Regions from separate parts of the Homo sapiens genome. Here region 2 is linked to region 1. Evidence: chromatin loops called from intact Hi-C (ENCODE). Cell type or tissue: dorsolateral prefrontal cortex. All regions are shown on one strand. Each heading gives the region's core, and the rest is flanking DNA. Links, peaks and the distances in the headings are about the cores only. Region 1 overlaps SYN2 (synapsin II). Region 2 has its middle 48 kb from the start of SYN2.

Region 1 (16,192 bases), core at 3,233-11,232:
TAGTAACAGAATTGGTCCTCTCATGGATATGATCATAGACAAGAGATCTTGTATCAGATCAGGTATTAAGGATCGGGAGGAAGAAACTAAACTTTTTCCTAAAAGAAGGATGTTGCCACCCTTTTTCTGAGATCAGATAAGATCAGGTCTTAATTCCTAAATCAGAATCCTTTTATGACATGTTTCCTGCCTTTAAGTAGTTGATAGTCTAGTATGAATGAAATGCAAGTTGTACAGTGAGGTTCTGGGCCTCTACCAATGGCCCACTTTAGTCATGTGGGCATTGGTGTTGGGGGAGCCTGGAATACTCATTATTTACTTAGCAATTATAAAGTATAGAATGATTAAAGTACAAAGTATGCTGATTTGGGACATAAATTGGTGATTTGGGAGATTTGTGTCCATGTTTGAGGAGGAGAGACTACATGGATTTTCAGCACTTGTTGGATTTTCATTAACTAGGATTTGGTGAGGATTTGTCTTCCCAAAGATAATTGTAATCTGGTGGAAGATGGGCTGGCAACTGTGTAGTTGCAGACAGAAAGGGCAGTGAAAGTGGATTTCAGAGTGGTAATAGGAGGCAGGAGGTCTTTGGATTAATCTGCCTCTGATGAACAGGAGAGAATGTTAAACACAAAATCCTGCATAGTGATTACTTCTGATGGAAGCCAGAGTGAGGCAGGAGGGTATTGGTAGACAGCATCAACGGTATTGGCAAGTTCTGTTTCTTTTTTTTTTTTTTTTTTTTGAGACGGAGTTTCGCTGTGTCGCTCAGGCTGGAGTGCGGTGGCGTGATCTCGGCTCACTGCAAGCTCTGCCTCCCGGGTTCAAGCCATTCTCCTGCCTCAGCCTCCCGAGTAGCTGGGACTACAGACGCCCGCCACCACACCCGGCTAATTTTTTGTATTTTTAGTAGAGACGGGGTTTCACCATGTTCTGTTTCTTAAAATGAGTTGTAAGGCCATGAGTGTTCTTTTTATTACTAGGCTTTATAACTTTCATATATATCACATTTTAAAAATATATCCAATATTTGATTCAAAAAAGAGGATAAAAGAAAGATGGAAGGATAGTGGAAGAGGACTAAGTCTCAGTGAGGAACTAAGGTGTTGATAGAAAAGTCAGGCAGCCTTTGCTTAATGTAGATTGTATTATAGTTTTCTTGCCCATTTGGAGTTATTAGGGGAATATGTGCTTCTCTCTTCTCTTCTATAACCTTTAACTGAGAGGTACTTTCTTAGAGCTGGAGCTTGGGAAGAGGAGAAAAGATGAAGCTTTGAAACAGATTTTGTTTCTACTTCTCAGAGAATAAAGGGGTGGGTGTAGGAGTGAGAGCTTATGTGTCCAGGCATCAAACTTGGCAGACAACTCCCTCAGAGCAGATGGAGTGAGGATTTCATTGCTTGACAGACTGACTCAGACCTGCCTCCCTGCAGCCAGCCACTACTGGGTATGGCTTGAATCTCTGTTGAAAGCTGCCGGATCATGGTATCCCTACTTCTACTCTAGCAATGATGAACTCCAGCCTTCCCAGAGGAAGAGCTGTCCAAGGAGCTGATGTGTTTGACCCTTATTGCTTGCTGGGATGGTGGCTTTGGTGAAATGGACATTTCTTAGACTGCAGTGTTTTTTCAGAGATTGTATAACTCCCCCAATCTATGTTGCTTTAGAGAGGATTTTTACATTGGAATAGAGCTTGCCTCTGTGTCCTCCAAGCTGTTTTTCTGCCATGAGAAATATGAACTGGAAGATTCTACACAATTGGGTGATTGGTTTAGTGAGGTCAACACAGGAAAAAACCCTAAGATGTAGAATTCTTGTTTAAGAAGTAAGCAGCTTTCCAGAAACTTCAGATTTCTCTGCCAGTCATGATTTTAGCAACCAGTGAAGATGAGCATGTTTTGGATTAGAGCCACAGCCTTCTAGTTCGTGTCCTTGCCTTTAGTCTCCCTCCTGCCAGTCTAAGGTGTAAATGCTGCCAGGCTTTTTTCCATAAAGCCCTGCTTTCATCATGGCATTCTCCATTCAGATAACCTCTAGTTGCCACTCCTGTGCATCAGGTCTAGGCATACTGTTTAGCTTTGAAATTTGTTATATCCGGCGTTATGTCTGATATTCCTCCCCAGCATTCACCATCTGCACCTGACAGGCTGGTTTTCTCTCAGTCCTCCAGATATAATATTCATTTCCACTTATATCCCTCGCTCAAAACGTTCCTTTCTTCTCTAGCTAAATCCTGCCTGTCCTTCTAAGACAGCTCATTTCTTCTTCCTTCAATGCTAGCATTGGTCACAGCCTGCTCTGCTCTGCCAACATATATAGTAGTTTCCAAATAATTTAGTGACAAGTTGTTTTCTATTTTTTGTATATTAGCGTTGGTCTGTAAGCCTTTTGAAGTCTTGGAACATGTTTGCTTCTCTTATTTCCCCATGGAATTTAAGATGGTACCTGGCATGTATCAGTATATTTGGTTAAATAATTAAACATTGCAAGTTTTGTAAATAATGACTAGTATTTGTATATCATGTTAAAGTTCACAAAATGCTCTCACATTTATTATATTTCTTAATTCTCCCCCAAATTTTGTGATACTTCTATTTAAAGTTGAAGAAATTGCATCTTAAAGAGTTGAAATAATTTGCCCAAGGTCTCACAGTTGATAACTGCTCTAGATAGGACTAGAGCCCAAGCTTCAGGTCTGTTAAAAATGCTGACTTGCCTTGTGTTTTCTTGAAATCCCAGTTTTCTTTAAGGGATTTGTAGATATTGTTGTTTAATACTATGGAATTATCCTGGGAGCTCAATGGAAAGGTAATGTCTTCCTGTGAACTAGACAGTTATAGGAGACCTGAGAATGTTTCAGCTGCAAGTGGATCTAAAGAAGGAGGGTGTAGTGGGTTGAATAGTGTTCCTTTCTGCCTGGCCCTCCCCATCCCCCAATTCAGGTCCACCTCAAAATGTGACTTATTTGGAAACAGTGTCTTTGCAGCTAAGGATCTTGAGATGAAATCATTCCAGATATAAGGTAGATCCTAAATCCAATGGCTGGTGTCCTTATAAGAAGAAGAGAAGATACAGAGAGCAGCACAGAGAGGAGAAGCCCATGTGAAGATGGAGGCAGAGATTGCAGCTAGGCAACTACAAGCTAGGGAATGGCAAGGATTGCTTGTAACCACTAGAGGCTGGAAGAGGCAAGGATTGGATGGGCCCTACAGCCTTCGGAGGGAACATAGCCCGGCCAACACACCTTGATTTTAGACTTCTGGCTTCTAAAACCGTGAGAATAAATCCCCCCACACCTTTTTTTTCCTTCTCTTTTCTCTTTTTTTTTTTTTTGTGAGACAGCATCTTGCTCTGACACCCAGGCTGGAGTGCGATGGGGTGATCACAGCTCATTGCAGCCTTAAATTCCTGGACTCAGGCGATCCTCCCACCTCGGCCTCCCAAGTAGGTGGGACTACTAGTGAGCATCACCATGCCCAGCTAATTTTTAAAAAATTTCATAGAGATGGAGTCTCACTGTGTTCCCCAGGCTGGTCTCGAGCGCCTGACTTCAAGCAATCCTCCTGGAAAACAAACCTCTCAAAGCACTGGGTTTACAGGTGTGAACTACTGGTGCCCAGCTGCTTTTTTTTCCTCTCCTAATTTCACTTTTTTAAAGCCACCAAATTAGTGGTAATTTGTTATGACAGCCTTAGGATACTAATCTAAAAGAGAAGAAAAATAAGCATTTACTGCAGGGTCTCCTATATAACCCGGTATATTTTAGGCACTTTAATGTGTTATTTTATCTCCCAACAACTTTGTGTGGTAGGCATTATTTATCCATATTTTACAAATCAGAAAAATAAGGCTCAGAAAGATAAGCTTGTGTTTTAGGAATATTCTGTCATTTTGTTTTCAGCTGTCTACTTTCTTCTGTTGATTGCCTGAGGAATTTATTATGTGGCCCTCAGAATGACTGGGCATAAAACTGTGATGTCCATTCTACTGGGTTGGTTAAAGAAATGCACCGTGGATTAGTCAAAGGAGGGCCAGACATATCATATGACCTTTCCTATGGAAAAGTCTCAGCATCTGTCTTCCCCCACGTCTGTACCTATTTCTCACCTACTATATAGTCAAATCTCCATCATGAAACTTCCCTAGATTTCTTTACCTAATATTTTATCTGTTTCTCTCTCTCAACTGAACCTCCATAGCAGTTTATCTACTTCAATTTTATTGTACATACTGCATTCTACCTTGTATTATATGATTTCTGCCTTGTGCCATTTGTCCAGGTATATTGTAGGTCTCATGAGGATGGAGATCTTGTCTTGTTCATTTTTATATCTTCCATATTACCTACCAGAAATTCTTACCCATAACATGTTAATTAATTGTTGAATTTCTGTTTTCCTCTTCTCCTTCTTCCCCACTTTCCAGGTTCTAGTGTCAACCTTTAGAAGGCAAAGTTCTCTCTCTCTCTCTCTCTCTCACACACACACACACACACACACACACACACACACACACACAGGTGTGAGGAGGATTCAAGTGAGGAGAGGGCAGTAAGACATGAACATGAATAGCATGAGCAAAAGCAAAAAAGAATGAAATGCTTCCATAGTAGTCAAACTGGTAGAATATCATATTCATTTTGTCTTTCCCATTTCATGAGTAATCAGGATATTGAAAGATTTGAAATGAGATCCTTCTGAAAAAGCAAAGGGTTCCAGAAATATGACTGAAAACTTAGTAACTGTCTAAAATTATTTTGCTCTGTGATCAAAATAATTATGAGCAACCATTCTTTTAGAGGAAAGAACCAGGATAATGGGTATAAGATATTTAGAATCTGATGAAGACATTTGATGAAACAATTAGAACCCCTGAAAATAGGAGGAATCCTTTTATGTTGAGTCTTGGTCATTTACTTTTATAGGGGTGTATGGAGGCACTATTTTTAGACAAGCAGTTAGCATCCCTCTTCATTATAAGTCTACATGGTAAGTCTACATGTGCTGTGAACTATAGTACATTCTTGCTATTGGGGAATAAGAAAAATACCTATAGTACAGGTTTTTTATTGTGCTCTATGGCATTGGGTTTATAGAATCATAGGACTTCAGAACCAGAGAGATAAGAGTAAGATATCAAATATTTATTGAGTACAATTGTGTGCTACATACTGTGCTAATCTCTTTATATATATTTAAATTTCACAATTACCTGAAATAATAGGTACACTTATCTCTATTTTATGAATGAGAAAATTGAAGATTAGAGAGGTTGGGAAATATACCCAAGGTCATGCAGCTAAGAAGTGGTGGAGATGGAATCATTAGAAAATCTGATTATATGCCTTAAAGATGATGTGATCCAGAGGTTCCTATCCTGGGCCCTCCAGGCATCTAGTAATCTAGTTAAGTTCCAACCCTGTCTCATTCTACTGTACCACCACCAGAGAGCTGTACATGTGGTATACCATAAAAATGATGTTTAAAGGGGGGTTTACTGCATTTAGTATTTTGGTGTTTTTTTTTAAACTTCAGCAACTGCTTAATGACTGAGATGTGATTATAATACATGAGAACTGTCAGACTTTTGAAGTTTTTCTGATGCAGTAAAAAGGAGTAGATAAAAAGTGAAATGGATTGTTCTTTGCTGCAAGCGGAGTTTTGTTTGTAAAATGTAGAAAGAGTTAAAATGAGATGGTAAGAATGAATGAGGAGAAATGCATTTCAGTTTTTTTCTGGGTTAAATAAGTAAATGTCTCTACTGTTTTCCAATTTGAATAGATGTTTTTCCCCCTTTGGAGGATGGGGGATTCCGTTACTTAGAGAGACTACCACCACTATTGCTATCACTAATAACAATCATTTGATTAGTGCTTTACATTTTACAAAGTACTTTCACTATGCTGTAGCCCGTAGACAATTAATCTTCCCATATCTTGCATTCCCATAGTCCTTTGCACATACCCTGCATTGTACTGAATCCCTTTGCCCCTACAATCTCCACCTCAGTGCTCATGGCGAACTGATTTGTGTGCCCTGTGGAGTGGGAGTACTGCAACATTGAGTAGTGGGGGGCTCAGGAATACCTCCCAGAAGCACAGGAGAGTACTATATAGAATTTGAATCTGGCGGAGTTAAGAAGAAAAAAGTTAAAATCAGTTATGCTTTTAAAAAATGAGGCTTGAATTTACAGCATAGTGTAGTGGGTGAGAAGCATGGGATTTGGAGTCAGCAGAACTGAATTTGAATAACTTGCTTCTTTCATTTACCAGACATTTATTCATTCTCAAAGGAACCCATATTTCTCCTTTATAGTACTTACTACAACTCTAACTAAATATTTGTTTAATGATTATACTTTCTACTAGGATATAAGTTTAATTAGGAAAGAGACTGTCAGTATTGTTCAGTTTTATTCTCTGTACCTAGTACAGCTACTAGTGTGGTTTAGTTGTTCAGTCAACATTTGTTGACTGAATAAAATGAATGAATGTCTGGTAAATTGGGTGGGTGAAACTGACCAAATCTGAGGAGTTGGGAAAGGTTTTGGTGAGTATATTACATTTAAAATGAGACCTGAAGGATGAATAGGAGTTGGCTAGGTAAATAAGGAGAGCAACATCCTGGGAGAAAGAACATGAAGCTTGTGAAAGGGAAAGAGCATAGTTAGTTTAAAGAAAGACATTTCTTTGTGACTGGAATGTAGAGAGGGGGAGAATGTGTGAGATGAGGCTAGAGTAAACAGAGGTTCATGCAGAGGCTTATAGGCTTTGCTAAGGATTTTGCACTTTATTCTCCTACTGTAGAAATAGGAAGCTATCTAACAGTTTTGATGGAAGAGAGACATGATTAGATGTTCCTTTTGATATTTTGAAATGACTGCTCTGGCTGCCATCTAGTGGAGACTGGATTGGAGGAAGGGAAGAGTGGATGTTCGGAAATTATTAAAAGGCTATTGCAAAAAACTAGGTGAGAGAAGATGGTGGCCTGGACAAAAGTAGCAAACGTGGAGATGAAGAGAGTTGGAATAATATAAGAAATATTTAATAGATCATCAAGACTTGATGATTGATTAGATAAGAAATGAAGGAGAGGTCAAAGTATGACGACTAGGTTTCTGACTGCACAGCTGGGTGGATGGAGGTTGCCATTTACTGATACGAGGAACATTGAAGGAACCTGAAGGACAGATTTTAGGGGGAGATGATGAATGTTGTTTTAGATATGTTGTAATTGAAGTGCCAATGAGACAATAAAGAGAATGATTATGGGAAGTTGGGTGTATGGGTTTGAACTTCAGGAAAACATATTGTACTCCATGACTGTTCCATATCAAGATGGAAAGCACTACCTTGTTTTTTTCATGACTGAATGGTATTTCATTGTATATATTAATGTTCCAATTATGTGCCATAATTAAGGGAAAGGCAAATTGTATGGAAAGAGAAGAATACTTAATAGTGTGAGTTTCCTTTAAGAGGAGGAGGAAATGAGATCTGGCTCACAGGTGTTTTTGGTCTTAGATAAGAGGAGAGACACCTGATCTATTATTTTAACAGAAGGGATGGAGGAGAATATGGGTGAAGATACAGAAGGGTGTGTAGATTGGATGGTGGGAAGTTGAGGATGTATCCATCTGGTGGCTTCTATTTTCTCTGTTAAGTAGGAGGCTAGGTCATCTACTGAGAAGAAGGAAGGATGATGGAAGGGGTACTATTTGAAGGAAATGAATAAGATTTTAAATCATCATATTTTGACCAGACAAACTCATGATTTAGTGAGAGTTGAAGGCCTTGTTGAGGTGACAATCTGTTCTGTTGTGTTATTTCTTTCTGGCATTCTTCAGCAGCTTGGGGACACAGAAAGTGGATACTTGAGCTCATTAAGGGTTTTTGAGGTTTTTGTCAGATGGAGACGATGAAAGGGAAAGGAAGTTTAAGTTATTGAAATACTAGATCATGGCATCTAAGTTGGATAGAGAGGCGAGTGATGGATTGGGGACAGTGATTCTCAAACTTTAGTATATATTAACATTATCTGAAGGGTTTGTTAAAACAGAGATCACTTCCATTTGTAAAACAGGAAGCAGTGTTCTGATGCTTTTCTCATTAGTTGTTGGAGTTGTAAGGTGGCAGCATGTGATGTTCTGTTTAATTTGAAGAAAGCATTTAACCTGTTTTTTGCTGTAAACCATTCAGATTTAAGATGGTTCAATAAATCAGCAGTTAACTCTGGGTATGAGAGTACTTTGGTTTCCTTGGTACCTGATTGTGAGACCCTCTACAAGTTACGTACGTTGTGTATTCCAACCTTTTACTTCTGACTTACAGATAAAATGCCCATTGTTTGTTTCTAGGGTTTTGAGCATTTTCTGTAACCCTAAGTGAAAGATTTAGCCTTTTTATGCCTTTTTAAGATGAGACAATTCGTGTTTGCTACATTTTACTTTCCCAAGGGCTTATTATGAGATTTTGTTTTATTATTTTTTGAGACAGGGTCTTGCTCTATCACCCAGGCTGGAGTGCAGTGGTATGATCACGGCTCACTGCAGCCATCGGACTCAAGCGATCCTCCCACCTCAGCCTCCCGAGTAGCTGGGACGACGGGTGTGCACCACCATGCCCAGCTAATTTTTGTATTTTTTGTAGAGACAGGGTTTTGCCATGTTGGCCAGGCTGGTCTTGAACTCGTGAGCTCAAGTGATCCACCTGCTTTGGCCTCCCAAAGGCCTCCTGGAGTGGTGGGATTCTAGGGGTGACCCACTGTGCCAGGCTGAGATTTTATTTTAACTACAAAATTCTTTTAAGACTGTTTGCCATATAAAAAGTCTACATTTTAATTGTAGAACCCAGTGATTTATTGTAAAGATGATGATGATAGCTAACATTCATTGAACGCTTATTGTGTGCCAGGTATTGTGATAGGTAGATAGTGGATAAGACAATCTAAGGAGTGCCTACTTAGTTAAGTGTTTTAATATAGTATCTCATTTCATCCTCTCAGCAGTTTTATGAGGGTATATACTATATTTCCCCCACTTAAAAAGTATGTGAATTGAGGCACAGGAAAGATAATATGCCCAAGTCATGCAGCAGTAAATGGTAGCTCGGGTTCAAATCTAAGTTTGTCCAATTCTGGACCCCTGCTGATAATCACTGTACTGGAATTGCAGCAGTCGGTAGTGACTATTTTATTCATTATATCGTTGGTTTATGGATTTTACAATCACTTGCAGACCTAAACCGTGGGAACCTATATGTCAGTCTTTTCAGTTCTGTGTAAGATGAGATTGTCAGAGTTTTGTGAATATGTAGGTGAGATGTGAAATTAGAAGCCCTTGAAGTTTGGGAATGTACATGGACCCTTCTTTCTCATTCATTGAGCACATGCTTATCGAACACTTAGGGTATGTCAGGCCATTGTGCTATGTGTAGTAAGATAGTCTGAATGCTTACTAGTTTAGCATAACTTTGGGAAAGTTAACATTGGGCCCAAAAGAGCAGCTGAGAGGAGTTGTAGGAAGAACATTAGAGCCCTGGCTCGGTGGCTCATGCCCATAATCCTAGCACTTTGGGAGGCTGAGGCAGGTGGATCACCTGAGGTCAGGAGTTCAAGACCAGCCTGGTCAACATGGTGAAACTCGTCTCTACTAAAAATACAAAAATTAGCCTGGTGTGGTGACAAGTGCCTGTAATCCCAGCCACCTGGGAGGGCTGAGGCAGGAGAATCACTGGAACCCGGGAGGCGGAGGCTGCAGTGAGCCAACATTGTGCCACTGCATTGCAGCCAGGGTGACAGAGTGAGACTCCGTCTCAAAAAAAAAAAAATAATAAAAAATAAAAAAACTGAAAGATGAGGGAACTGAGTACTAGTTTAGTATCAGAGTGCTATAGATGGCTTGGGAGTTATATAGGAAATGATACAGTAAGTTCCTATAAAGTGACTGGTACATGTTGAATGAAAAACAGGGTTTGGAACTCATTTTGTTTTGCAGTCTTGTGATGTTTTCTGCTATGACATTCTTCTCTTTTATTCATTTATATATCCACTGGACGATACATTATGTTTGTGCCACATCTGCCTGGGTGGTTGACAGATTTGGAAACATGGCTTATATTTAGAAGAGTGGAAAAGCAGAAACTTTCCAGAGATAAAATCAGTACCTTGGAGAGCTCTAAGCAGGCACCAGAACTGTGCAACACAAAGCAATCTCGACAGTTTTTGTTTGTTTTCTTTTTGTTTTGTTTGTTTTTGTTTTTGAGGGGGCTCACTGCAACCTCCACCTCCAGGATTCAAGCGATTCTCCTGCCCCAGCGTCCCAAGTAGCTGGGATTACAGGCACCTGCCACCACGCCCGGCTAATTTTTTGTATTTTTAGTAAAGACAGGGTTTCACTATGTTGGTCAGGCTGGTCTCGAACTCATGACCTCAGGCGATTCACCCGCCTCGGCCTCCCAAAGTGCTGGGATTACAGGCATGAGCCACCGAACCCAGCCTCGACAGTTCTTAGACTGTTAATGGTTATAATTCTCTGCAAGATTCTTGAAATGTTAGAGTTTATTAGAGTAAATCCGTAAGTTACACCTTTCATTTAATGTTGATTCTTTGACCCAGGAATGGCTCCAGTTTGGAATGATTTTTTTTTTTTTTTTTTTTTTGGAGATAGAGTTTTGCTCTGTCCCCCAGGCTGGAGTGCAGTGGTACGATCTTGGCTCACTGCAACCTCTGCCTCCCAGGTTCAAGTGATTCTTCTGCCTCCGCCTCCCAAGTAGCTGGGACTATAGGTGTGTGCCACCATGCCCAGCTAATTTTTGTATTATTAGTAGACATGGGGTTTCACCATATTGGCTAGGCTGGTCTTGCACTCCTGACCTCGTGATCTGTCGGCCTCAGTCTCCCAAAGTGCTGGGATTACAGGCGTGAGCCACTTTGCCTAGCCTGGAGTGATTTTTTAGGTTTGTAGACTTGTAAAGATCTTTGGAATAATCTCATCTTTCTTCTCTTCTCTTTTTTTTTTTTTTTTTTTTTTTTTTTTTTTTTTTGAGACGGAGTCTCGCTCTGTCGCCCAGGCCGGACTGTGGACTGCAGTGGCGCGATCTCGGCTCACTGCAAGCTCCGCTTCCCGGGTTCACGCCATTCTCCTGCCTCAGCCTCCCGAGTAGCTGGGACTACAGGCGCCCGCCACCGCGCCCGGCTACTTTTTTGTATTTTTAGTAGAGACGGGGTTTCACCTTGTTAGCCAGGATGGTCTCGATCTCCTGACCTCATGATCCACCCGCCTCGGCCTCCCAAAGTGCTGGGATTACAGGCGTGAGCCACCGCGCCCGGCCTCTTTTTTTTATTTCTATATAGATAAAACAGAGACCCAAAAATAGAATAGCAAAAGGATTAATGTCTTGTTGACAGAAAGTCATTAGAAAATTCTGGATAAGAATCCTAGTCTTTTGACTTCCAGACAGATGCTTAGTATGTAACAATGGACCTATTATGAGGATAAAATAATAAGTTCTACACAATGTTTTTATCAAAAAATTATAGCTTTCTAAACAGGATTTTAAGATGACCTTATAAAACTGTGGCAAGGGGAAATGTGTCAATTTCTTCAAGTTCCCTGGTGGCTTTTTTTTTTGAAATGTAAAGCAGAGAGTATTTTGCTTAGATATGAGCTGCTACATTGTTCTACATCTCTGGCAGAGGCACAGAGCTACTGCTGGTCTTCTAGTTTTGTCCTCCAGAGCTACTGCTGGTCTTCTAGTTTTGGGTCGTAGTGGTCTGTTTCTCAAATTGCTGCTGCCCCAGTGCTGCCCCTGAAGTTTTTATTTCTTTTAGTACATATGAATCCTCAAATGTAAGAACTGAAAGGTCTTAGAGATCCTATAGTCTGCCGCCTTCATTTTATGATTTTCTTTTAGTTCTGTGCTAATCTCTAAACTTCAAGTAGATCTCAGGTCTCTGAAACTGAACATGCAGGCTTATTTCTGGATCAGCCCACTTGGAAATAGCTTATCAGAGATCTTCTCTGGACCAGAGGAAATATTCCTTAAATGGGTCAGTTGTCAAGAATGTTCTTTGGAACACATTGTATAACAACATCTGCTTCAAGGCCTTGTGTATGCCTGAGGTGTTAGGATCTCATTCCTTCATATGGAAGGTTTCTCAGGAATTTATTCAGCTTCTCCAAGAAGGAAGCTTTTCAGAGGTTAGAAATCTTACTAAATTCACCGTGTATTTCCCATGTGGGCTGTTGCCTCTTAGTTGGCTCCCTGCTGGTTTTCTTTTTCATTCAGTTTATTTTGTATTTTTTAATGATAATAATTATTCACCTTTGACAAATGTTTTGGTTTTAGAGCATTTTTGACACATCTTTCTTTAGCCCTAGCAGCAATCATATGGGATCGATATTCACATTTTAGTATTTATATTCAGGAAACATTTATTGAATGCTAGCTACATGCTAGGCGTTGTGCTAGACTGTATGCTATATATCATTTTAAAAGTCTCACAGTATCTGTAAAGTATTATTCAGATTTTGCAGAAGAGAAACTAGAATTTTAAAGAGGTTAAGTAAGTAACCTCTGTTCTATTCATTTCTTTTTTTCTTCTTTTTTTTTTTGCACCTACTGCCTGATAGGAGCTGTGCTTAGCACTTAGGAGAGACATGTTTGCTGTTCTCCAGAATTAATGCAGTGCCTGAGGAACTCAAGATTTATAAAGTTACATTAGAATTTAATCAACTGTTAAGACTTAATTGTTGGCTATACTTTCAAGAAAAAAATTAAATTGACTGTTAGAATTGGGCAAGAAGAATCAAAATTTGTGTGGACCAGGGAAATAAATACAAATTTATGGAGAAGGAATAGAACCTAAATTGAAGAATGTGGCACCATTGTAGATCCCTGATCTCTGGATAACATGATAAAGAGTTAGGTTAGGAGTGTTAAGGTATCTGGATGGATTGGTAGGAGGAGAGACTAGAGGCGAGAAAACAAGTCAGGAGGTTGTTGTAATCAAGATTACCCATAGGAGCCAGCCTTGGTCATGTCTCCTTTCTTTCCAGAAAGAGAAAAACAGTTTTTTTTAGGCCAAAGCATCATAACATTCTTGAAACTCTTAGCATTGCCCTTGCAGTTTAGCTGTCAGAGAAATGCTAAGTTAGGAGATTTGAACTCACATCCTACTTATCTTCCTTTGACCCAAACATGCTACTTTGAGCTTGCTGCTGGTTCCCATATCTCTTCTGAAGATGACCTTTTTGTTTTTTGACATAATTTCCATACATGTTGTTTCATTTTACCTTTACAACAACCCTACAGCAAAAGGCATGGTAGATATTATTCCCATTTGATAAATGAAGAAACTGAAACAAAGGTAAATTAACTCATCCAAGATCATACATTGAATTACTTTAGAGCTGGAAATAAGATTCTGATTGATCCGGCCAGGCACGGTGGCTCATGCCTGTAATCCCAGCACTTTGGGAGGCCGAGGTGGGTGGATCACGAGGTTAGGAGTTCGAGACTAGCCTCACCAACATGGTGAAACCCCGTCTCTACTAAAAATGCAAAAATTAGCCAGGCATGGTGGTGGGTGCCTGTAGTCCCAGCTACTCAGGAGGCTGAGGCAGGAGAATTGCTTGAACCTGGGAGGCGGAGGTTGCAGTGAGCCGAGATCACACCACTGCACTCCAGCCTGGGCAACAGTGCGAGACTTTGTCTCAAAAAACAAAAAACAAAACAAAACAAAACAAAAAAATATATATAGATATGATTCTGATTGATCCTTCTTTCTCATTATCTGATAAATGTACACTTAGGTCTCACAGCCCCCCTCTACACTCCATCTATCAAACATAATTATTCTGTAATTTGTATTTATATCAGTGTTTACATTATTCTCATATATGTTTCTTTCTGCAGAGCTAGGTGGCATACTTACTATGATTACAATGTTTACCATACAGGACTTTTCCCCCCTAGAGTTAATAGTATTCTCATGTTTTTTACATGAAAATTTTTATAACTCTCAAATTGAGAATAATTTTTGTAAACCTCAATTAAAATTTTTGTATGCCTCAAGTAATTAACTTAAAATAAGTTAAATTAAAAAATTAAGTTTTTTGTAAACCTCGAATAATTAAAAATATAATTAAAATGATAAGTTTTGCAAACCTCAATTAAAAATTTTCATATTATTTTATCAGAATCCATCATATACCTGTGACTTGGTCCATGTTCCTTAGATAACAGAGCTTGAGGCAAACATTAAATGCGAATCCTTTACTGGGAGGTGCAATCCCAGGGCAGCAAGAATGATAGTAGGGGGAGTGAGGCAGGAAGGACAGGAAGCAAATGCAAGGTAATGCCTTATCACACTTGCCGCTGCTTTACAACAGGCAGTGAAGAGATAACAACTGGTCATTTGGCAGGTACACCAGTCTGCCCACTCAGGACATTTCCATGTGGGCTATCCTGAAAACTGTTAGAGTAGTCCATGAGAAAGAGGGAAAGGGGCTCTATCTGTTGATTCCCCCTTATGTTCTGTCTCCCACTGGTTAAAAATTGCCCATGAAGAATAACCCTCCTCCCCATGCTTCCTGGTTGCATCATCAGATTTGTCCTTTGCAATTTTGGGGGAAGCAAGATCCTACATAGTGGCACTTCATCTGAATCTGGGAGTTGTAGGAGGAGCCAGAGACTTGGGGTGTATAGCCGGTTGACACAGAAGGTTTAACTACATGAGTCCATCTAGAATCACTCTGGTGGCCCCTGAAGGCAGAGTGAGTAAAGCCAAGAGAATCTGGGGAGGAGCAAAAGATTTGTCTGATTCAACCAATTACTTACATTATCTGAAAAATCTACCAATTCTCCCCTCTCTGATCCCCTGCCCAGAGGTCTCCCTTTGTAACCCTCTATCCTATTTTAATCTGGACAATTTGGTATCTAGGATTATTGCATCCTGGGACTTTTTTTTTTTTTTTAACACTACTGTCTCCTGGGGAGTAGTTCCAGTTTCTTGGATCCCACTTTTTCTTTTTTGCTTAGCTTTACTTCCTCATTCTACAGGAACATCTTTTCCAGGAGTTTTTAAAGAAAGGGTGCCTAAGAGATGAATCTTCTGAGAAATTAGATATTCAAAAATGAAATTATTAACCCATACATTTGATAGTTTAGTAGAATATAGAATTCTGGGTCAAAAATAATTTTTCTTCAAAATTTAGAAAAGTACTGCTTTTGTTTTCTAGCATCCTTTATTAGTGTTGATAAATTTAATATTGATTGGTCAAGAAGACAGAAAGTGAACAGTATAGGAGATCTGAATGCCAAAATTAAAAAGCTTGATACTTGACCTTTTGGACATATAGATTTTTATATTTAACAATTTAAGAACACACAGTTTCTCAAATATTCATGGAACATTCATAAAAATTAATATGAATAAAGCAGAGAACACATCAACACATTTCAAAAAGATATAGAATGATCTTTGACTATAATGAAATTAGAAGTTAATATAAAAAGATGAAAATCTTAAAAATTCCCCATGTATTTTGAAAATTTGAAAACACCACTAAATAATTAATGTAAATTAAAAATACCTAGAAGGTAATGACAATGAAAACACTACATAACGATATTTAAGAGATGCAGCAAAGGCAGTATTTTGAAGAAAACTTTTATTTTAAATATATTAGACAAGAAAGCTTTAAAAATGAATGAGCTCCATTTTGTGAAGTTATCAAATGAAGAGAATAAACTTAAAGGAAAAAAGAAATATGAAAAATAATGGATTTCCTTGCATACAGGAAAGATCTGGGATTTTGTGATTGTGTTGATTCTGTGGTTCAATTTTTGGAGAAATTATATATTTGCAGTTATGAATTTTTAGAACATGAACATGGTATATCCCACCAACTGTTTGAGGCTTTAAAAACTCTCAAATTATGCTTTGTGGTTTTTAAAGGCAGAAGTCTTTTACATATTTAGTTGCCTTTCTCTCTGGGTATTTGGTGGTTCTTTTGATGCTATTATAAATGGTATTACTCTTTGAATTTCATTTTCTATTTATTGGCTGTTGGCACATGGGAATAAAATGAATTTTTGCATAAAAATGATAAAATTAGAGTATTACCGTTTTGCAACTCCCATTGAATTAATGCATCTAGGTATTGAACATCAACAGCTGTTAATATC
Region 2 (16,192 bases), core at 4,107-12,106, 90 kb before region 1:
CATAACAGGGAAAGGCAGGGCAAAAATGAGTGCTTAGCAGAATAGGGGAATCTTGCAGACAGATGGCTGGGTGGGTGGATGACAGCCCTTCCCTCACCTGGGAGCTCTTTCCACTCCACCCACAAGCAGGAGCATCTTCTCTGCAGCTGAGGCTTTGCACAGCTGGCTCCAGAGGCACCATTCTCAGGAAGTGTGGGGACTAGTATTGGTAGAGGCCACGTGTTACTTATGGTGATCTACAGCCTGAGACAGAGTCAGACAGACCTGGGTTCAAATCCTGGGCAAGTTGCTTTATGTTTCTCAGTTTCCTCATCTTTGATGGCGGGGTGGGGGTGGGGGTGGGCGGTGATCTTAGGACCTCCTGCTATGATACTCAGGATCTGAGCTGACGAATACTGAGGGACAAATCCTGAATGCCCTTGCATGTTCTCATGGGGTGGGTTCTAAAAAGAGTTGAGGTGGGCTGAACATGAGAGGCCATATGGTCCAAGTCTTTTATGGTTTCAGATAGAGAACATGAGGCCCAGTGAAGGGAATGAAATTTCCTAACAATAATTAGCCAATGAGTGCCAGGATTGGGTCTAAACTCTAGGTTTCTTGATTTGCCAGCTAGCTAAAAAAATTCAAAACTGCTGTGTCATTCAAGGTCTAAAGTGCTCTGAAGCCAAAATGGTTTCCTAGTTTGGGGCTTACTTATGTGTGTAGCCAGGGTCCCAGGTTGAGCCTGAGTGGGGCTTCAGATCAGAATCCTGGCTCACTATAGCACTAGTACCTAACTGGGCAAGAAGTCATCTTGAGGAAAGGTGGCACCTAGCATAGCCAGCTTGACTCAGTCATAAATTCTGGTCCTCAATGGGGGCAGTGTGTGCAGTGTGGAGGTTCTTGCTTGACTCTGGGCTCAGCCCCTGACACTGGTGTCCTACCAAAGAAGAGAGCTGTGAAGTGAACTGTTTTACCAAAAAAATCTTTAATGTTTTGGGCACAAGTGGCACTACTATGTGACAATTCTAACAGAGGGTAGCGTGAAAGGAGACAAGAAGCATTTGTTCAATTTGGCAGCTACATCGCAGGGCAGATTGACCACCTGGAGGCTCCTCCAACTGTAGCAGAAAGTGGTTTTGTTCAGGGGGGACAGGGTACCCAGTGGATGCAAGAGAGAGCAGGCAGAAGCCTGTTGTGTTGTCGTAGGCCCTGCTAGCTGCCTACCCAGTACCACTCTCCCTTCTTTGCTAACTGAACTGCCATTTTGTGCAAAGAAGCACTGTGTCTGGCCCAAATTATGGATCTCTGAGTCAATTGGGATAATTCCATATCCCACTTTTCCGGGATCCCTTGAAATTAGCAGAGACCACATGACAAGAACTAGGGTTCTTGCCCGCTTTCTTCTCCTCTGTGCCTTGAATATAGATGTGATGTCTGGAACTGCAGCAGCCATTTATGTAGACTCTCCTGTAGGTAACTCCCTAAGCAAACAACAACAAACAAATGGAAATTTTCTATTTGTTTATGCCACTATAGTCAGGTTTTCTGTCCTTTGGGCGAGAAAGCCTTTGATAATGAACACGTGTAAAGAATACCTGCTGTAGGATCCTAAGAACTGTCGGATTTGGGAGGGAAGAGGGCTCTACAGAGAACTCTGGTGTTCTGCATAGCAATTTTGATGGCAGCATAGTAGTTAAGAAATGAGCTCCAAAGCAAGAAATATTAATAAGAGGCCTCATCATCAGAAAGGAAGCAACAAATATGTCATCAATTGTTGATATTGTATAATGATTGTGTACGTAAACCATCCAAAAGAATATATACAAAAACTATTAAATTAATAAGTGAATTTAGCAAGGTCACTGGATACAAGGTCAGTATACAGAAATTTTTTGATTTCTCAATACTGGCAACAAACCAAAAAATAAAAAATAAAAAAATCTATTTATAATGGTATAAAAGACATCAAATTTCTAGGACTAAATCAAATGAAACATGTATAAGACCTAAAAAAAAATAAAAAAGAAAAAACCTACAAAAATTATTTAGAGGAATTAAAGAATATCTAAAAAACAAGAAAGATATTTCATTTGGAAGACCATCTATTATAAAGATGACTATTCTCACCAAATTTATTCATAATCTTAATGCAATCTCAATTTAAAAAAAATCCCAACAGATATTTTGGTGGAGATTGGTAGGCCTGGAAAAGAGCTAAGAATAGCCAAAGCAAGCCTGAAGAAGAACAAAGCTGGTGGAATTCCACTGTCAGACGAAGATGTAAATAAAGATGTAACATAAAGCTATAGTAGCTAAGAGAGTGTGGTATTTGTCTAAGGATAGGCAGACCAACAGAGTAGCATAGCGAGGCCAGCAACACACCTTTGTATATATAGTCACCTGATTTACTTTCAGTACATGATGATGAGTCAACTTGATATTCACAAAGGCAATTCCAAGTGGATTGTAGATCTCAATGTGAGAGGTAAAACAATAATAGTTTTATAAGAAAACTGAGGGGAATATCTTCATGACCTTGGAGTGTGCAAATATTTCTTAAATAGCTCACACAATGTACAAACTATAAGGGAAAAATGGATGAATCAGACTACATTAAAATTTAAAAACTGCTACAGTGAGCAGATTAGTGATTGCATAGGGTGGGAGGGATGGGTTGGAGGGAAAATGGAAAGTGACTGCTAGTGGGAATGGAGGTTCTTTTTTGGAGTGATGAAAATATTCTAAAATTGATTGTGGTGATGATTGTACAACTCCGTGAATACACTAAAGCCACTGAGTTGTACATTTTCCGTGGGTAAATTGGTACATAAATTATATCTCAATACAGCTGTTAAAAAACACTTCTGTTCTATTAAAATCTATTAAGAGAGTGATGAGGAAATCCACAAAGTAGGATATAGTTGCAATACATATGTCTAATGAAGGACTTACATCCAGAATACTAAAAGAGTTTCTACAAATCAACAACAGAAAGCATGAAACTCAACAGGAAAATGAGCCAAAAGATAGAACAAGAACTTTACCAAAGAAGATATCAAAATGGGTAATAACCTCAAGAGAATGGGCTCAACTTCACTAGTCTTTGGGGGAATGAAGTTAAAACTACAATATGATATTATTATACACCCACCTGCATGGCTCAAATAAAAACAGCAGACACCTAAGAGTTGGCAAAGATGTGGAGCAACTGGAACCCTTAGATTCTTCTGGTGAAAAGTGTTTGGAACTATTTATGAAAGTTGAACATACCACATGAACCAGCAATTCTGCTCCCAGATAGATGCCCAATGGAAATGCGCACATATATGCATGAAAAGACAAATCACAGCACTATTTGAAATGGTGCCTAGCAGAAAATAACCCAAATGTCCACCAAAAGTAGAATGGAAAAATTGTGGGATAGTCATTCAATGAAATACTACATAGCAATAAAAATGAGTGCATTATTGCCCCCTTGGAACTGCATGGGTGAATCGCATGAAGATTATGAGGAAAGAAGATAGACACAAAAGGGTTCATATTGTAGGATTAGATTTATATAAAGTTTAGAAATAGCCAAGTGAGCTGTGGTCAGTCAGGACTGGCAGCGCCAGGGCTCATGCCTGTAATCCCAGTGCTCTGGGAGGCCAAGGCAGGAAGATGACTTGAACCCAGTAGTTCAAGGCTGCAGTGAGCTGATTGCACCACTGCATTCCAGCCTGGGTGATACAGTGAGACCATGTCTCTAAAAAGTAATAAGTCAGGATGGTTCTCCAGGTGAGGAGCTAGGGAACTGAGCAGGAGGGACTTCTGGGGTCTGATACTGTTCTTTTTCTTGATCCTCATGAGCCTTTGTACTGGGTTATATTCACTTTGTGAAAATACTTTGAACTGTACACTTATGAGTTGTACATTTTTCTGTATGTTTGTTATTCTTCCATAAAATGTTCACAATTAAAATGTAAAGAGAGTATGGACTCTGGAATCGGACTGCCTGGGTTCAAATCCTGAGTTGGCTTCTTCTTGTCTGTGTCCTTGGACAAGCTACCTACCATCTGTGTCTCAGTTTCTTAATATGCAAATTGGGGAGGTAAATAATACCTGCTTCATAGAACTGTAGCAAACAGTAAATGAGATAATACATGTAAAACCCTTGAAACTGAGCCTGGCAAATGGTAAATACTCTGTCAAGGTTGGCTCTTATTATTTCTATTACGTGACCATTTTGCAACCCAATCCTGGTGAGAAACAAAGGGAGGGAAAGAACTGAGAAGAGTTTTTTATTATTAATGTTTGGGTTTTGTAGCCAAAATGATTTTTTTTAAATCAAGATGATCTCTCAAACAACTTATTTGTTTTTTTTGTTTGCTTTTAGAGACAGGGTCTCGCTATGTTGCCCAGGCTGGAGTGGACTGGCTATTCACAAGGCGATGCCACTACAGATCAGCATGGAAGTTTTGGCCTGCTCTGTTTCCCACCTGGGCTGGTTCACCCCTCCTTAGGCAACCTGGTGGTCCCCTGCTCCTGAGAGGTCACCATATCAATGTCAAACTTAGTGTGGACACCCAATTGCCATAGCGCCCTACAGCCTAGAACTCCTGGGCCCAAGTGATCCTCCCACCTCAGCCTCCTGAGTAGCTGGTACTACAGGCACAAGCCATTGCACCCAGCCAAACAATTTGTAAGCTTGCTAGCAAAATAGTTTCCAAATCAAAACGAATCCAAGCCAACCAAAGAGCTCGAAATGCACAATGGTGCCCAGTTAGTCCCTAGCTTGTGATTAGCTTTGAATTTGAGGGAAGAGATTTTCTCATTAGCTTGCAGGTTTAAAAAAAAAAGGAAAAATATTCCTGGCTCACCAATATGTTAGCAAGCTAAAAGCCTGAAACTGAAGACTTCTCCCAGCTTTTTGCTTACTGTTGCCCTTGCCACGACCTTCCTAGTTGTGAGCTGCTAAAGGACCGACTCAGGATTCCTGATAATTCTAGCTCTTTGCTGTCTGATGGGCCGGAAAGACCTCACCTTGCCTTCGTGGTGGCTCTTGGCCTTGAAGCCTCATCTCTAATTATGGCATGAAACCTTTTGTCCTCCCTGAAAGGGTTTTCAGGCTTCAGAGATCAGATGGGGGATGTAGATAATGTTGGATCCTGGGAGTCACCTTGGTAGAGGACACAGAACCATGCCATGCCCTGGGGTGGAGGGATGAAATAAGAGCTAATAACAGTCCTGCTCTTTAGAACAAAACCCTGCCGGCTGGTTCAAAATGTCACCTGGCCCTTTTTTTTTTTTTAAAGCTAGGCAATTAAATGGCTACACCTGTAGTTGTTTCTGCATGAATCCTTTGGAACAGAGGGATTGTTGTTCCAGATCCCCAGGGCAAATGAAAACTGCATAAAGCTCTGATGAAAAACCAAAGACACCAGACATCCAGAGACAGACAAACACATTCCAGCCAGCTCAGAGCAACCTCACTCTGTGGTGCTGGCACCCTTCAAAGCCGAGCATATTCATTAGTTTCTCTCTTCGGGTCCCTCCAGCCATCTCAAAATCAGTCCCTTTCATGGCTGCAGAGCGCGAACTTGCAGAGATGGATGTAGGGACGGAGAAACAACTGGGCTCTGTTTCTCCTTGGCTCAGCAGGAACGATTATTACACTCCACAGTCAGTGGAAGAATATTTCTTCCTTTGTTTAAAGGCCAAGGCAGGCAGTGATATATGAGGCTCAGCCACACAGAGTGAGAAGCAAAATACAAAGTATTTTAAAAGGTGGGGTTGAGTTCAAACCCCAGCTCTGCCACTTCCTAGCTGTGTGATCTTTGTACTTGTGAACTTGAACTTGAATCCCCTCCCCTATTCCAAGGGGCCAGGAGTACCTACTTCACGGGGTGCTGATGAGGATTAAATGAGATAGTGCATGGAGTCTGGCACAGGGCAGGCCGTTGATACATAATAGCTTTTATTTTTATTATCTGTGTCAGGTGGTGCCTGTTATGGCTTCTGAAATTACAGCCAGTCTTCTTTGACATCCCTTCTCCACTTTGAGTCTTCCAACTGAATTTTGTGGTTGGAATGTGTTTGTCTGTCTCTGGAGGTCTGGTGTTCTACTGAATCAGGCCACAGACTTCATTCCTTGGAGACACAGCGCTAGGATAATTGCTAAGAAATTGAGTTAGGGGCTGCTGTAGCTTTCTCAAGGTTGTCCAATTGTGCCTCTCTCATTTTGGGGCTGGGACTGCCTGGCTTTTTTCTCTATCTTCAAAAAGCTATGAGTGTGGGTGTGAGGTGAGTGCAGGGCTCGGCAGCTGCTCATGCCATTTGGAGAGGAGCCAGCGAGTGACGGGAGTGGCGCACACCCACGTTTGCCTGCTTTTGTCTGCCTACAGCTGCGAGAAGGAGCAGGGATCTCTCTCCTCAACTGTACCCTATTTGTACTGGTGGCCCAGCCCAGCTTGTGATAGTGACTTCCAGATCCTGACCCCAGCTTGATGTTCTTTGGCCTTATTTATTTACTTATTTATTTATTGAGATGGACTCTCGCTCTGTCGCCAGGCTGGAGTGCAGTGGTGCGATCTTGGCTTACTGCAAACTCTGCCTCCTGGGCTCAAGTGATTCTCCTGTCTCAGCCTCCCAAGTAGCTGGGACTACAGGCGCGCACCACCACGTCCAGCTAATTCTTGTATTTTTAGTAGAGACGGGGTTTCATCTTGTTGGCCAGGATGGTCTCGATCTCTTAACCTCGTGATCTGCCCGCCTCGGCCTCCCAAAGTGCTGGGATTACAAGCGTAAGCACCTGGCTTTTGGCCTTATTTTTGAGGTCTCCCTCTTTCCTCCAATAATGAAAACACTAGTAATAATATCAGGTCCCATTTTGTTTACTCTCTCACAAGATACTCGGCTATGGGGTCGGATAGACATAGGTTCATATGGCAGTGTGGCCATTTATTGGCTCTATGAATTTGACCCACATGATTCTGGCCTAAACCAGTGGTTTGCAAACTTTCCTATATAGTAGAATCACCTGGGGATGTTTTAAAAAGTCCTCCGCCCAGGCCATGCCCCTAATTACATCAGAATCTCTGGGATAGGACCTAGGCATTGGCATTTTTGCCTGCCACCAATGTGCAAGTGCCTGAGGATGGGTGAGCTGGCTCTCTAGGGTAGCCCCTGTGGCTCCGTGTGGGCCTCAGGCTAGCTGCATCAACACCACCTGGGAGCTTGTCAGAAATCCTTGACCTCAGGCCCCCCCACAGACCTACTGGATCCGAAGACCCAGGTGACTCCCCAGCATGTTAACATGTGTGCGAGAAGCGCTGGTCAGAGCGTCACTCTCCTTATCAATAAAGTGGGGGTCATAATGGTGCCCAAACCTGCCTGCTCATAGCAGTCACCTGGAATGCCTGATACACTATAGATTTATGAGGCCTCACCCCAGTCTTGCTGAATCAGAATGCCAGGGTGAGGGGCTGGGGATGTGTATTTGTACCATGTTCCCTGAGGTGATTCTTATAATCAGGCAAGTTTGAGAAATGCTGAGTTATAAGCCTCAAAGGATTACTGTCAGGATTAAATGATAAAATAGAGCTCTTGTTTTTGTTATTATTGTCACGTCTGGAGGATTTACTATCAAATGACACAATGCTAGCTGCTTTGTGCACGCTCTGAATGAGATAAATGTTATTGCCTCCATTTTGCGGAGAAAGAAACTGAACTTCAGAGGAGGAAAGTGACTTTCTGTAGGTCACACAGCTGAGGTATGACAGAACCAGCCCGACTCCGAAGTCTGTGCTCTTACCACTCCCTGCTACTGTGGAAATTTAGTTCATGCTTTTCTTTTCCTTGAGAAGAAAGTTCAGCTTTCAGCCAGGTATTAACATTGCAGATTCATCTTTCAGTTCACATACACACTCACTTGTTTTATTCATCAAATATTTACTGAGTAGCTATGATGGGTCAGATGCCACCTAAGCAGTGAGGGTACAGCAGTGAAAAAGACAAGTCCTGTTCATAGGAGCCTGCAGTCCAGTGAGGGAGACGGATGACACATGAGCTATCTCACTAGTGGTTGATTAGTTACAGTTGAGATGCAGGCTAGACAGACAGCACATTAGAAAAGCACAAGATGAGGGACCCTAACTTGCCTGTGGAGCCAGGGCAGGCTTCTCTGAGGAAGTGACTTGGATGCTGAGATGCAAAGGATGAGAAGGGGTGACCAGGTCTGAGGTGAGGGAAGTGAGCACCAGGCAGAGGGACTCTCTGGCTGATAGGAGCTGGAGTTTGCACGGACTGATAGGCTCAAGCTACCCACCTGACCCAGAGTTTTACTTACATGAATCTGGTCTTTATGCTGGTGCCAGAATGATCTAAAATACACATATTCCTGCTCCAGCTCTCTGACAACAATCCCTCAAAACTGCTTTCTCTGGCTGGATCAAGTCCCAGCACCTCGGCTGGGAATTCAAGGCCTGATATAGTTTGGATATGTTCCCCATCCATATCTCATGTTGAATTGTAATCTCCAGTGCTGGAGGTGGGGCCTGGTGGGAGGTGTTTGGATCGCGGGGGCAGCTCCTTCATGGCTTGGTGCTGTCTTCACGATAGTGAGTTCTCACAAGATCTGGTTACTTAAAAGCGTGTGGCACCTCCCCTCTCACTCTCTCTTTCTCTTGCTCCTGTTTTCACCATGTGAGACGCCTCGCTCCCCCTTTGCCTTTCACCATGATTGGAAGCTTCCTGAGGCCTCCCCAGCAGGAAGCTGCCATGTTTCCTGTACAGCCTGCAGAATTGTGAGCCAATAAAACCCCTTTTCTTATAAATTACCCAGTCTCAGGTATTTCTTCATAGAAATGGAAGAATATCCTAACATAAAGCCCTTTCTTGCCTCACCACTTCTATCTTGGATGATATATATCTCATACTTTAGCCATGTCCAACTAGGTAGAGTTTCGGCTATATTCTTTCGATGAGTCCGTGTCCTGTCATAAGCTATCCATACTGTCTGTCTGTCTGTCCACTTATCCGTCCATCTATCTATCCATCCATGCATGCATCCATTTCTGAGGAGGAGAGAGCTATTCTGCTTATTATTCGATACAGAGCTCAGATGTTACTTCTTCCACCATTCACCGGGCAGAGTTAGTTGACCCCTGATCTCTACTCCCATAGTACTATATTTTCAGTATAGCCAAGGCTGACTACGGACATACAGGCACCTGGGGCAGTATTTATCTAAGATAGACCAGATTATGCTGCAATATTACCACATTAGCCCTAAAACCTCAAAGGTTGAACACAACAAAAACTTGTTTCTTTTTTTTAAAAAACTATACTAGATAAACAACTACACTAGATAAAATTCATGTATAATAGTCACCCGTTTAAATTGTACTATCCAATGGCTTTTCGTATATTCACAGAGTTGTACCCCCATCACCACTATCTAATTTTAGACCATTTTTATCACCCCAAAAAGACACCTCTGTACTGGTTAACAGTCACTCCCTATTACCTCTCCCAGCATGGCCCTAGGCAATCACTGATCTACGTTCTGTCTCTGTCCTTGCCTATTGCGGACATTTCATATAATTGAAATTATAGATTATGTGGCCTTTTGTGTCCGGCTTCTTTTGCTGAGTGTAATGTTCTCAAGGTTCATTTATGTTGTAGCATGTATCAGTAGTTCTTTCCTTTTTATTGCTGAATAATACTCATTGTATGGATATACCATATTTTATTTATTTATCAATTGATGGATATTTGGGTTGTTTCACTTTGGGGCTATTATAAAAAATTTTATTTCTTGAGTGGTTGAAGTACACTGAGACCCCATCCAACACCCCAGGGCAGCTGTCTCCACGTGCTGACACTCAGGGCTCCCAGGTGGCTTCAGTTTTGTGGCTGTACCATCTCGACCTCTGCCTTCACTACAGCAGGGGAAGAGAGAAGCAACAGGAACCCACATTGCTCTTGGATGCTTAGGCCTGGAAGTGAAATGTGTCACCTCTGCTTACCACTGGCTAGATGGTCACATAGCCTTATATAAGCACCAGAGGGCTGGGCAGTGTACTCTTCCTATGTGCTGACAAAGAGGAAAAGGAGAAACGAACATGAGTGAGCACAAGTATTGATAATTATCCCAGGCAGGCTAATGATTTGGCATCCTTTCAAACCACTATTCTTCAAATGTTTGTTAATAGAGTATTTGGAGAAGGGGCTGAACATTGTGGGGTGTTAAGAACAGAAACAAATAGGACTCTTGGGACTCTTTGCAGTATTTAGTCTTTCTGTTGTCCAAGCAAAACACCTCTATATTAAAACTTACATCTCCATTCAGCAAACAAAAGGCCTACAGTTAATCTGAATGCTCCTTCCTAAAAGATGAGTTTTAGGGTCAGGAGCAGTGGCTCACACCTCTAGTCCCAGCAATTTGGGAGGCTGAGGCTGGTGTATCACTCGAGCCCAGGGGTTCAAAACCAACATGGGGCCAACATGGTGAAACCCCATCTCTACGAAAAATACAAAACTTAGCCAGGCGTGGTGGCACACACTTGTAGTCCCAGCTACTTGGGAGGCTGAGAAGGGAGGGTTAATTGAGCCCAGGAGATTGAGGCAGAGGTGAGCCTTGGTAGTGCCAATATACTCCAGGCTGGGTGAAGAGCAAGAACCTGTCTCAAAAAAAAAAAAAAAAAAAAAAGATTAATTTTAGAGTTCCATAAATCTCGGACCATTCTTCTTGGATGTTTTATCACCTACCTAAGTTCCTCAAAGAATTCTTCTCAACCACGTGCAGCATTCTCCTCAGAAGGAACTTCAGGAATGGTGTAGTACAGATAGCTAGCTGCCTACCCAACATTTATTCTCCTTTTCTATTTTACCCCTAATTTTAATTTAAAACTTTAAAGATAATTTAAAACTTTAGAGATGGGGTCTTGCTATACTGTCCAGGCTGGACTCAAACTCCTGTGCTCAAGTGATTTTCCCACCTCAGCCTCCTAAGTAACTGGGACTATAGGCATGTACCACCACACCTGGCCTTTCCTTTTCTTCTTTCTGAAAGTAGTACAGTACCAATAGCTAGCTGATTACTCAGTAACCATTCTCCTTCTTTTCCTTAATACCAGGACTCTGTTTTGGTTGAAAGTAATGATGTACCCATATGAAAAACTTTATTTCTTAGTCTTCCCTGAAGATAAGTGGCCAAATGACAGTACTTGATTGGGGCTTCCAGGAAAGATCTTTAAATGGCATTGACTATGCAGAGTCATCTCTTGTAATCTTGCTCATTCCTACTACTTGGAATATAGATGTGATGGCTAGCAGTACAGCATCAATCTTGTCACCATGAGGTGATTTTGAGAATGGAAGCCATGAGTTCAGCAAGACCGCCTGATGATGGAGCTACCACATCTGCCCTGAACTACTCACCTCCAGACTTCTTTTATGTAAGAGAAAGAGAAGAAAAATAAAAATATGTTTAAGGCACTGCAGTTGGGTCTCTGATACAACCAGTGTTATAGGCAGTCTTCAGCTCCAGGCTCATGGCAGAGGGAACAAGATAGAGAAGGGAAAGTAAAGATAAAGGATGGCAAGAATGGACAGGGACAAGACAAAGACCTGCATGCCAGGAACATGAAGGAAGAGTTGGACTGTGAAGGAAAGAGGAAGGAGGTAGGTAAAGATGGTGAATGAAGGCAGGTTAGTGGTTGGGGTGCTGATTCAGAATCCGATAGTGGTGAGTTTAACTCCTGGCTTCACCCATAACTAGCTTCATGTCCTTGGGCACATAGCAGGTGTTCAGTATAATAATAACAACAACAGCAAAGAGGTATGTAACATGTTTGATGCATCAGGGATTGTTCGAAGTGTTTTTCATATATTAACTCATTGAATCTGCACAACCCTATAGTACTCTTATCCCCATTTTCTAAATATCAAACTGTGATACAGAGACTTTAAGTAACTTGACCAAGATCACAGCTAGTAAGTGTCAGAGCCATGATTCAACCATCTGTGCTTGAAGCGACACACTATTATAAACTTTGCAAACTGATTGGAAACTCAAAGTTTGCTCATAAATCCACTTGGTTTAAGTCCACAGTGACACCATACAAGTGACTGCTTTGATTGACAGAGAACAGAGTTGTGACCTTGTGCACTGGCTTATTGCTGGCCTGAGTTCACAATAATGCAATAATAATAATGCATAATAATGGAGACTGACATTTCAAAAGTTGTTGAGCTTCTGTATCATGACAATTACTGTTACCGTGATTGAGCACATACTAAGCATTGAAAACCATGTGAGAAGCTTTGACATATGCTGCTGTGTAAATTATTAAATTAGTCCTATGACATAAGTAATAATGTTTTCATTGAACAGATGAAGGGTTTGAGGCCCAGAAAGTTGACACAACTTGCTGAAGGTATCATGGGTAGTAAGTGGTAGAATCAGAATCAGACTCTGGTGTAAATGAAGATAAAGCTGGAGCTCTTTCCACTGAGTGACACCTTGCCGTGGGTGGCAAGAAGGAAGGGCCGGGCAGAGAATGTGGGGGGAAGGACAGAGAACGGAGGAGGCAGGAGGGACATGGAGAGGGACGGGCAGTCAGTACCAGCTTAATGCACCTGACTCAATAGGGCTTGAAATGTGGGAAATGGGCCTTTTGTGCTTGTGCTTAATTAATTTTCCTAGCCTCTCTATCAACTTAACTGTGAAGTTTCATTTATAAGCTTCCTGATAGTTAACAGCAAATTGGTATCCTCCATCAGGTGATGGAATCTGGATACCTGCATTCTTTGTTGAGCATTGCCAATAATTTGCAGGTGCCTTGGAAAAGTCATTTGACATATGAGCCTTACCTTCTCCTAATATGAGGGCAAGATTATACAGAGGGCAAGGAGTTGGGAGAATCAAATGAGGCCGTATATTTCATTTCTGAATATTATTTATTAGTATTTAATTACATATAGCACTTACAAACACAATACTTGTCAATGGTGGAAAAATTAGCCTTGGCACAGTGGCTTGCACCTCTAATCCTAGCACTTTAGGAGGCCAAGACGTGAGGATCACTTGAGGACAGGAGTTCGAGGCTACAGTGAGCTATGATCTATGATTCTATGATCATGTTACTGCACTCCAGTCTAGACAACAGATGAGACCCTGTCTCTAAAAAAATAAACGATTTTGTAAGTGGAAAAATTTGGGATGTAGTAGTTCACGCCTATAATCCTAGCATTTTTGGGAGGTCAAGGCAGGAGGATCACCTGAGGCCAGGAGTTCCAGACCAGCCGGGGCAAGATAGTGAGACCCTATCTCTAAAAGAAAAAAAATTTAGCTGGGTTTGGTGGCTCATGTCTGTAGTCCTAGCTACTTGGGAGGCTGAGGTGAGAGGATCACTTGAGGCCAAGAGTTAGAGGCTGCAGAAAGCTACAATTGTGCCATTGCACTCCAGCCTGGGTGGCAGAACAAGACTCTGTCTCTAAAAACAAAAATAAAGTAGAAAATGAGAAGATACAGAGAAACAAGAAAAGCAATGTAAATATCCTTTGCGCTAGGTGTGGTTGACCGGCTAACCCAATGCCAACCTGCCCCTGGTTTTCCCAGCCTACCTTGCAGCTGGGGTGACCATGTGACCTAGTGTTGGCCAATAAGATAAAAATGTAAGGCCTTTGCTTTTCTAGTTCAAAAGAACAGATGGGGTTGGTGCCATCCCTTCCGCCTTGAATGTGAGATTTAACATGTTGAGTGGCAACCATCTTGAGACCTCGGGGAAAGGCCAAGGGAACCGCAAAGATGCTGGCCCTGACAATGTTGCGTTGCTGAGCCAATGCCAGCAGCTGCCTACCTCCAGACTTACTGTGCCAGAAGAATAAACTCTTGTTATTTTAAGCCACTGCTAGTTGGGTTCTCTGTAATTTCCACCATAACTGTTACCTTAATATACTCCCAGCATCCCAAGATCATAACTGCTGACACCTCATCATGTATCTTTTCAGATCTTTTCCACTGCACAGGCAGAAGGAAAATATTTTGAATTATTAAGAGGTTATTTCCTTCTAACACATGTTACCTTGTATCTTTTGTGTTTTACACCCACCATTCGGGCCTTTTAAGGTACTGCCCATAAGGACAATAAAGAGTCTAGAAAAACAAAAGGCCAAATTCTTAGTTACTCATAAAATGACTTGAAAACCTATAGCATGGGCATAAGTTTGGAAGCCAAAGTACTTCTTATTCACAAAAGCCAGGATTTTTTTTGACAGAAATTGTTTATCTCCAGATTTGCAACAGCCTGACTTGGTACAGAAAAGAGCAAACGTGGAAAACTTAGAGCACAGCGTTTGTAAGATAAACCCCAGAATGAAAAAGAAAGAAAAAAAAGACAGAGAGAGAGATAAGAGTAGGAACGTCTGGAGAGGAAAGGCAGAATTAGACAGATGAGACCACAGCTGACGCATTGCCTAGGTTCTGAAAAGGGGCTCGGAGCACTGCCCCACACCTGAGAGTGGGAGTGGACACTGGGCGTCCTAAGCAGGTTTAGCGAGAATACAAAAGCAGAAGGAACTTGAACCTTTCTTCCCAGGATGCAAGTTCATTAAAGTTGCTCCATGTCAAATCTGGTACACTGAAGGGCAAAATAGCCATTGATTGGGCAAGGCTGAAGGCATACTTTCAGATGTGGAAAAGCATCTAAAAATTTCTCATGGACCCCTACGATGGATACCAAACAAGCTGAGAATAAATTGTGACAAGGTAAATCAGGAGCGCATAGACATCTCAACTGGCAGCCAGGGCAGGACCACAGATATTAGCAGCAGATGCCAGTGCTTCATGGTGGGAACCAGGTAAGATAATGTGTAGAGGCCAGGGAAGAACAGGCAGCAGCACAGGCACCAGATGCTGCTTCTCTGGATTCTAGGATGATGCATCTGTCCACCGAAGAGCTAAAATCACCCAGAGAAGGATTAGAAAATGGGAGGATTATGAACTGATCTTTTATTGATTGATTGATTGATTGTTTTGAGACGGGGTCTCGCTCTGTTGCCCAGGCCAGAGTGCAGTGGCACAATCTCAGCTCACGGCAGCCTCAATCTCCCGGGTTCAAGCCATCCTCCCACCTCAGCCTCCCAAGTAGCTGGGACTACAGGCATGCACCACCACGCCCGGCTAATTTTTGTATTTTTTTGTTAGAGATGGGGTTTCACCATGTTGCCCAAGCTGGTCTTGAACTCCTGAGTTCAAGCAATCCGCCTGGCCTCCCAAAGTGCTAGGATTACAGGCGTGTGCCACCATGCCTGGCCTGAACTGATCACTTTAAGTCAGGAAACGTCTGAATTTACTTTAAGCTGCAAATTTGTTTTCTACAATCATCAGGAATGTGATATAGTAGCCTAAGATAAGTTCAATTTAAATTAATAAATAAAGCTATTTTTTGGACACCCAAGTGTGCATTCTGTGTATTTTAGCCCACTACCATGCATGCTTACATTGATAACATATATGCAATTTTTCCAATATGGAAGAATGGTGTACATACTCTTTTATAAATTTCTGTTCCCTCAAAATATTGTGAACATCTTTCTATGTTTACAAATAGTAATTTTAATACAGATCGAGTATCTCTTATACCAAATGCCTGGGACCAAACATGTTTTGGATTTTTTTATTTTTTTTCAAATTTTGGAATATTTGCATTATACCTACCAGCTGAGCATCCCAAGTCCAAAAGCCTCCAATGAGCATTTCCTTTCAGCATCATGTCAGTGCTCAGAATATTTAGGATTTTGGAGCATTTCAGGTTTTGGGTTTTCTGACTTGTGATGCTCAACCTGTAGTGATTCTTCAACTTTCTTGAAACCCCTTTGAGAGTCTGATAAACATTATATTCTCAGAAAAAGGCACATATACACCCACAGAAAAATGTCTGTAGGTACTTGTTTAAGAACGCAAGTTTAAGAAGTGCTTGTCTGCAATGCAGTTTTCAATAATTGAATAGTATACAATATATGGCCACCCTATAATTTATTTCATCAACCTCCTTTTGTGCACATTTAGACTGTTTCCAGTTTTTCCCCATTATAGGTAATCTCTATGATAAACTTCTAGAACTAGAATTGTTAATTATATTAGCATGTTTCCACTGTAGGTAACAGGATGCCCAAGTAACAGTAGTTTATATTTCTCACATAACAAAAGATTCAGAGGAAGCAG

What was found. A loop is a pair of places that touch in the nucleus more often than their neighbours do. Peaks named below come from ENCODE experiments on the same cell type or tissue, not always from the same donor. Only the 100,000 strongest peaks of a DNase experiment are listed, where the experiment ranks them.
Region 2: it touches region 1 in a loop (2.2-fold over the local background); 10 of 110 quality-filtered maps call a loop at or near these places.

The regions. Positions count from the first base shown.
Region 1 is chr3:12,039,703-12,055,894 of GRCh38, forward strand. The region is part of intron 1 of SYN2 (synapsin II); the gene reads left to right. Among named protein-coding and RNA genes, the nearest start is that of SYN2, 43 kb to the left of the region's middle. RefSeq lists a silencer at 6,707-7,001. In dorsolateral prefrontal cortex, for the core only: a CTCF peak has its summit at 6,902 (motif pointing left); no DNase peak of the experiment used is centred there; H3K27ac peaks cover 739 bases.
Region 2 is chr3:11,948,433-11,964,624 of GRCh38, forward strand. It overlaps the pseudogene RN7SL147P. Among named protein-coding and RNA genes, the nearest start is that of SYN2, 48 kb to the right of the region's middle. RefSeq lists a silencer at 13,193-13,336. In dorsolateral prefrontal cortex, for the core only: no CTCF peak of the experiment used is centred there; a DNase peak (open chromatin) is centred at 8,537; H3K4me3 peaks cover 528 bases; H3K27ac peaks cover 1,262 bases.